2 separate regions of the Homo sapiens genome follow, and region 2 is linked to region 1. Evidence: chromatin loops called from intact Hi-C (ENCODE). Cell type or tissue: heart left ventricle. All regions are shown on one strand. Each heading gives the region's core, and the rest is flanking DNA. Links, peaks and the distances in the headings are about the cores only. Region 1 holds the start of ZNF12 (zinc finger protein 12). Region 2 has its middle 2.6 kb from the start of ZDHHC4.

Region 1 (2,906 bases), core at 196-2,695:
AATGAGCACATGCTAAAGATTTTATTTAATTCAAGAGGAAACAGGCAGATATTATAACTGGTTCAAAAGAGAATCTGAGGGCTGGACATGGTGGCTCATGCCTGTAATCCCAGCACTTTGGGAGGCTGAGGCGGGTGGATCACTTGAGGTCAGGAGTTTAAGACCAGCCTGGCCAACATGGTGAAACCCCCATCTCTACTAAAAATTCAAAAATTAGTCGGGCTTGGTGGTGTGCACCTGTAATCCCAGTTACTTGGGAGGCTGAGGCAGGAGAATTCCTTGAACCAGTGAGCCAAGATCTCGCCACTGAACTCCAGCATGCACAGCAGAGTGAGACCCTGTCTCAAAATTAAAAAAAAAAAGAGAGAGAGAGAGAGAATCTGAGAAACAGACATATTTTCAGATCAGGAATATTGAAATGATTATGTAAATGGAGAAATGCAGTCAAAACTGCATTTTCTCTAGTGGGGATTGTGGGAAGTCAACCAACTTCCACCAGACAGAACATAACTTGCATCGATTACCTACAGTTTTCAAAGAGGTGTAAAATACCTCAAAGATAAGGAACAGGGTTGGAATCAAGTAACATGGCTTTCTAAATGTGCTTCGTTTTCCATTAAGACGCAAATTTCTTCTTCTGCTTGCCTCATCCTCTTCAGGAAGTAGAGTTCTGGCTAATTTTTTTCTTCTTTCAATTCTGTACATATTCTCTGAGTTTTCTAGCTATCACTAATTCAAAGTGATTTGGAAAAGCTGGAATTCTTTTTCTCCTTGTTGGGGCGAGGATGGTATCCTGTCCCAGGCTAATCCTCTATTATTTCATCCATGGGCTCTATTTACTGAAGTTTTCGTTAAATGTGTCATTGTGATCATAAGCTAGCATGATGCACCCTCTTGTTCCATTTGTCACGGTTGCACATGGACATTGATTTTAAGCCTTGAGCTCTCCGGTAAGGCAGGACTGGCCCAGGCATGGTCTACGAGATGCTACAGGAAGCAGAGACTTTCTAGACGTTCCCTTAAAGATAGTCAAGACATCCCCATGAAGACGTTCCCTTAAACTAAGGAGAAATTTGAGTCTGGGGTTCGGCGTTGCCAATTCTCTTAGCATAGAGCCTCTTAACCGCTAGACCAGATAGAGACATTTCAAATGGCTCCTAAATTTGGGGAGCGCGTAGGCTCATGGGAAATAGAGTCACGGTATTTGTCCTGGGACCGGCGGCGGGTCCCGGGAGGCGGACTTCCGGTGCATTCCTGCGCATGTGCACCCCTCTCTGTGTGCGTGTTCGCGCATGCGCGCCGCGGCCGCAGTGCCCTCGCTTCCTGTGCGTCCCCAGGTCACCGCTCGCCCTAGTTCCCAGGCTTTGGCCTCCGGTGGGCGAGAATCGCGGAGCCTGCGGGGCTGGGCGCCGAAGAGCCGGGCCGGCACCCAAGCGGGCGCGGGGCTGTGCGGGCCAGGCGGAGGCTCAAGCGGGGATCCCCGAGCACGACCCCCGGAGCCGACGGCGCTGGGGCCCAAGGGGCCGGCCGGGCGGTGACGACGGCGGAGGCGAAGGGGCGGCGGGACCCGGGCCCGGCCCGTGTGCGTCCTCGACGGCCCGGCCCCGGCTCCGCAGGACGGTGAGCCCCAGGGAGACGGATCTGGGCTCCGGGAGGGACGCCCCGCCTGGATTTGTCCCGTAGGCCCGGCCCGGGCCCCTCTGGAGCAGAACGGCCTTGGTGAGGTGGACAGGAAGGGACCTCGCGAGCAGACGCGCGCCCGCGACAGCAATCCCGCCCCGGCCTGTCGGGAGCGGTGGGGCAGAGGCTGCGGAGCCCCAGGAGGGTAAGTCGTGGGTTTGCGGGCCCGGGGCGAGAAGGGCCTGGGTGAAGTCACCGCGTGTAGGGCACCTTAGAGTGAGGGACAGTGGAAGGTCTCGATCGCTTGCAGGAGTGACGTGTGTTTGGGTTTGAAGGCAGGGTCCGGCGAGGACGAGGCTTACGGGGGCGTGGGGGGTGTCACCAGCCTCAGCTGCGGACGTTGTCTCCACTCCCCCCTCACCCCAGCAGCCCTTCCTCCTCTCTCTGCTCCAGATTGCTACCGTATCTAAACGTCCGTCAGCACCTCTGTTCTCTCATTTAAGTGCTGATTCCCCCTTAGGTCTGCTCTTGTGGAATCATACGTTGTAGTGCAGGAACAGCCTGCAGGAACTATCTCTTGCTGCCTCATTTGCTAGGGGAAGGGCCTTAGCAGGTGGGTGACTTGTCCGAGGTTTTGTGGGTGGAGTTGCTCATAGTAGAACTCTGGAGTTTTATCTCCCAGGCCAGTGTTCTGTCCCCCGTATCCTAGTTAAGTGAGCGTAAGTTCTTCAATAAAAGATCCTTTTGAGTAGCACACTGAAGTTTCTGCAAATAAAGACTCAATTATGCCGACTGTATTCCTTTATTTAGGGCATCCTGTGGATTTTCTGATCTTTATTTAAAAGAGTAAGAAAATAGATGAGTATTACAGAATTCATTTTTTGTTGTTTGTTTTTTGTTTGTTTGTTTGTTTGTTTTTGAGACAAGTTTCGCTTTGTTGCCCAGGCTGGAGTGCAATGGTGCCATCCCAGCTCACTGCAACCTCCGCCTCCCGGGTTCAAGCGATTCTCCTGCCTCAGCCTCCCGAGTAGCTGGGGTTACAGGCGCCCGCCACCACGCCCAGCTAATTTTTGTATTTTTACTAGACATGGGGTTTCACCATGTTGGCCAGGCTGGTCACCAGAATTCCTTTTTAAATCTTGCATTTAATGATGGCAGATTATTTCAGTAGGATCCAGTATTCATTCACCATGAGAATCTCATCCACTCAGTCACAAGGTAGCCATGTGTGAGTTTCAAATGTGCAGATCGGTCCCCCTCCTGATCATTTTCCAATCCCTTCTGAA
Region 2 (2,906 bases), core at 86-2,585, 130 kb after region 1:
GCCCTGAGAAGGCCCTGTGGGGTGTCCTTTGCTCTGACCATCTCTGAATCAGCTGAGGCCAGGGTCTATTCCTGATGCCTCTGAAGACCTGAGCCAGGCCTGTCCTCCTTTGAGGGGAAATGTCTGATCTCCAAACACTGGCCTTAAAGCTCTTCTCTTTTCCTGTCTCTTTGCTACCTACGTCAGCTTCTTGATGCGTTTTCTTTTCCTTTTTATGAAACTCCTTACCAACAGGATGCCTTCTCCTGTGTACATTGTATCCAAGGTCTTCATAAATTTATGGACCCAGAATTGAAAAACCAAGGCTCATACCTATAATTCCAGCACTTCAGGAGGCCGAGGTGGGAGGATCGCTTGAGCCCAGGAGTTTGGGAACAGTCTGGGCAACATATGGAGACCTTGTCTCTACAAAAAATTTAAAAATTAGCCGGGTGTGCTGGCATGCACATGTGGTCCCAGCTACTTAGGAAGCTGAGGTGGGAGGATTGTTTGAGCCCAGGAGGTCAAGGCTGCAGTGCGTTAGGATCACACCACTGCATTCCAGCCTGGACCACAAAACAAGACCCTGGTTCAGAAAAAAAAAAAAAAAAAGATTAATCTCTCAGCACTTGGTCAGTTCCTGAAACCTAGGCATGTTTGATTTTTTGCCTCTTTAAAACATCCAAGCGCAAACCTTGACACCTGCATTTTATAAATAGCATAAGAGAAAACAGACTACTTAAGCTTAAAACCAAAAATTCAAGTGTGATCAAAAGGATTGCCTTGCTTGTGATGCATGGAGCAAAGAATTCCTCTTTGGAGTGTTGCTAAACGCTCCTGTCAGCTCCTGAAACTGGACCTGCAGTATCAGTTTTTTACCTGCTGTGAGATCAGTTGACAGGATCAACCAGCTTTACACCACGATCTCTTGTCCCCAAGGGAATGATGGATGCTATACTTTGGAAATGGGATACAGGACTTCGTAGCTACGCTTGCAAAAGGCATATCACACATGATGCTTGTTTACAATCAGTGATTTATTGACCATGAGGAATTTTGCCATGGAGAAATTAAGAAGAAGGAAAGGAACATAAAAGTATTTTTGAACCATGCATAGTGGCTTATACCGGTAATCCCAACACTTTGGGAGGCTGAGGAGGGCTGATCCCTTGAGACCAGGAGTTTAAGACAAGGCTGAGCAACCTAGTGAGACCTCACCGCTACAAAAAAGTTTTCAATTAGTTAGGTGTGGTGGTGTACACCTGTAGTCTCAGCTACTTGGGGAGGCTGAGGCAGGATGAGGCAGGAAGATTGCTTGAGTCCAGGAATTTGAGACTGCAGTGAACCATGACTGTGCCACTGTATTTCAGCTTGGGCAATAGAGCAAGACCCTGTCTCAAAAAAAAAAAAAAAGAAAAGAAAAGAAAAAAAAAAGGACTGGATCTGTGTTGGCTTACTGTTATATCAGTAGCAACTATTTTAGCACCTAGCTCATAGTAGATGCCCAATAAAAATGTATCAACTGAATGAATGAAAGAAAATGATAACTTATATCAGAAGGAAATCTACATCCTTGATATCACTCAAAAAAAATTCCTGTGGCCAGTAGGTGGGGCCACAGTTGTCACTATTAGCTGGCTTGGAGCATACATTATGGGTGCCCAGTTTACACCCAAATTTCCACTTTGCCTTTGCTACTGTAATTGCTGCCCCGTGCCTTTTTTTTTTTTTTTCTTTTTTTTGAGACAGTCTCGCTCTGTTGCCCAGGCTGGAGTGCAGTGGCGGGATCTCAGCTCACTGCAACCTCTGCCTCCTGGGTTCAAGTGATTCTCCTGCCTCAGCCTCCCGAGTATCTGAGACTGCAGGCATGCGCCACCACACTCAGCTAATTTTTGTATTTTTAGTAAAGACAGGGTTTCGTCGTGTTGGCCAGACTAGCCTTGAACACCTGACCTCAGGTGATCCACCTGCCTCAGCCTCACAAAGTGCTGGGATTACAGGTGTGAGCCACCACGCCCAGCCCTCAAAGTAGATTAAACAACAAAAGAGACATCTTGGTCCCTGCCATTGGAATGTCCAGAAATGATGCTGGCTTCAGGAATGACTTGAACCCGCAGCCCAATGGCATGATCAAGAATCAATGTTCTTTTTATCCCTCACTCTGACTGGAAGATCAGCTTCATCTGAAGACCAGCTTTCCTCCTGATGATGGGATGGCCACCAGCCATAGCTGGGGCTTCATGCATCCACACCCACATCCAGTGAAGGGAGAGTGGGGAGGTCTCCCTCCAGGCCCAAGTAGGAGTACTGACATTCAGTGTGATTAAGCTGGCTTGGGTCATAGACTCACCCCTGAACCATGATGCCACCAGGAAAATGGAATGTGGCCTTTGTCTTGGGTAAAACAAGGCCTCCTGCTGAAGCTACAGAGGATCAGTTTCCCCCAAAGCACATGAGTTGCTCAGGTGAGGGGCTGGATTCTGGAAGGATGTGTGGGCCCTACTGGGAAGGTACATGGATGCTGGCCAGGTAGGCAATCAATCAGTGGACATCTAATAAGTGATATCTGGAATGATGCAAGGAATGTGTCAAAAATGTCTCTTCAAATTAAGATTCTACCCAGGGCCGGGCATGGTGGCTTATGCCTGTAATCCCAGCACTTTGGGAGGCCGAGGAGGGCAGATCACGAGGTCAGGAGATCGAGACCATCCTGGCTAACACGGTGAAACCCCGTCTCTACTAAAAACATAAAAAAAAATTAGCCGGGCGAGGTGGTGGGCGCCTGTAGTCCCAGCTACTGGGGAGGCTGAGGCAGGAGAATGGCGTGAACCTGGGAGGCGGAGCTTGCAGTGAGCTGAGATCAAGCCACTGCACTCCAGCCTGGGCGACAGAGCGAGACTCTGTCTCAAAAAAAAAAAAATTCAACC

The links. Peaks named below come from ENCODE experiments on the same cell type or tissue, not always from the same donor. Only the 100,000 strongest peaks of a DNase experiment are listed, where the experiment ranks them.
Region 2: it touches region 1 in a loop (4-fold over the local background); 13 of 110 quality-filtered maps call a loop at or near these places.

What each region holds. Positions count from the first base shown.
Region 1 is chr7:6,705,351-6,708,256 of GRCh38, reverse strand. It overlaps ZNF12 (zinc finger protein 12), which reads left to right and starts at 1,310. Exons shown (of 5, transcript NM_016265.4): 1 at 1,310-1,825. RefSeq lists an enhancer at 1,142-1,641 and a silencer at 1,335-1,694. In heart left ventricle, for the core only: no CTCF peak of the experiment used is centred there; DNase peaks (open chromatin) are centred at 1,276 and 1,696; H3K4me3 peaks cover 2,227 bases; H3K27ac peaks cover 1,545 bases.
Region 2 is chr7:6,573,378-6,576,283 of GRCh38, reverse strand. No RefSeq gene overlaps it. Among named protein-coding and RNA genes, the nearest start is that of ZDHHC4, 2.6 kb to the left of the region's middle. In heart left ventricle, for the core only: a CTCF peak has its summit at 1,606 (motif pointing right); no DNase peak of the experiment used is centred there.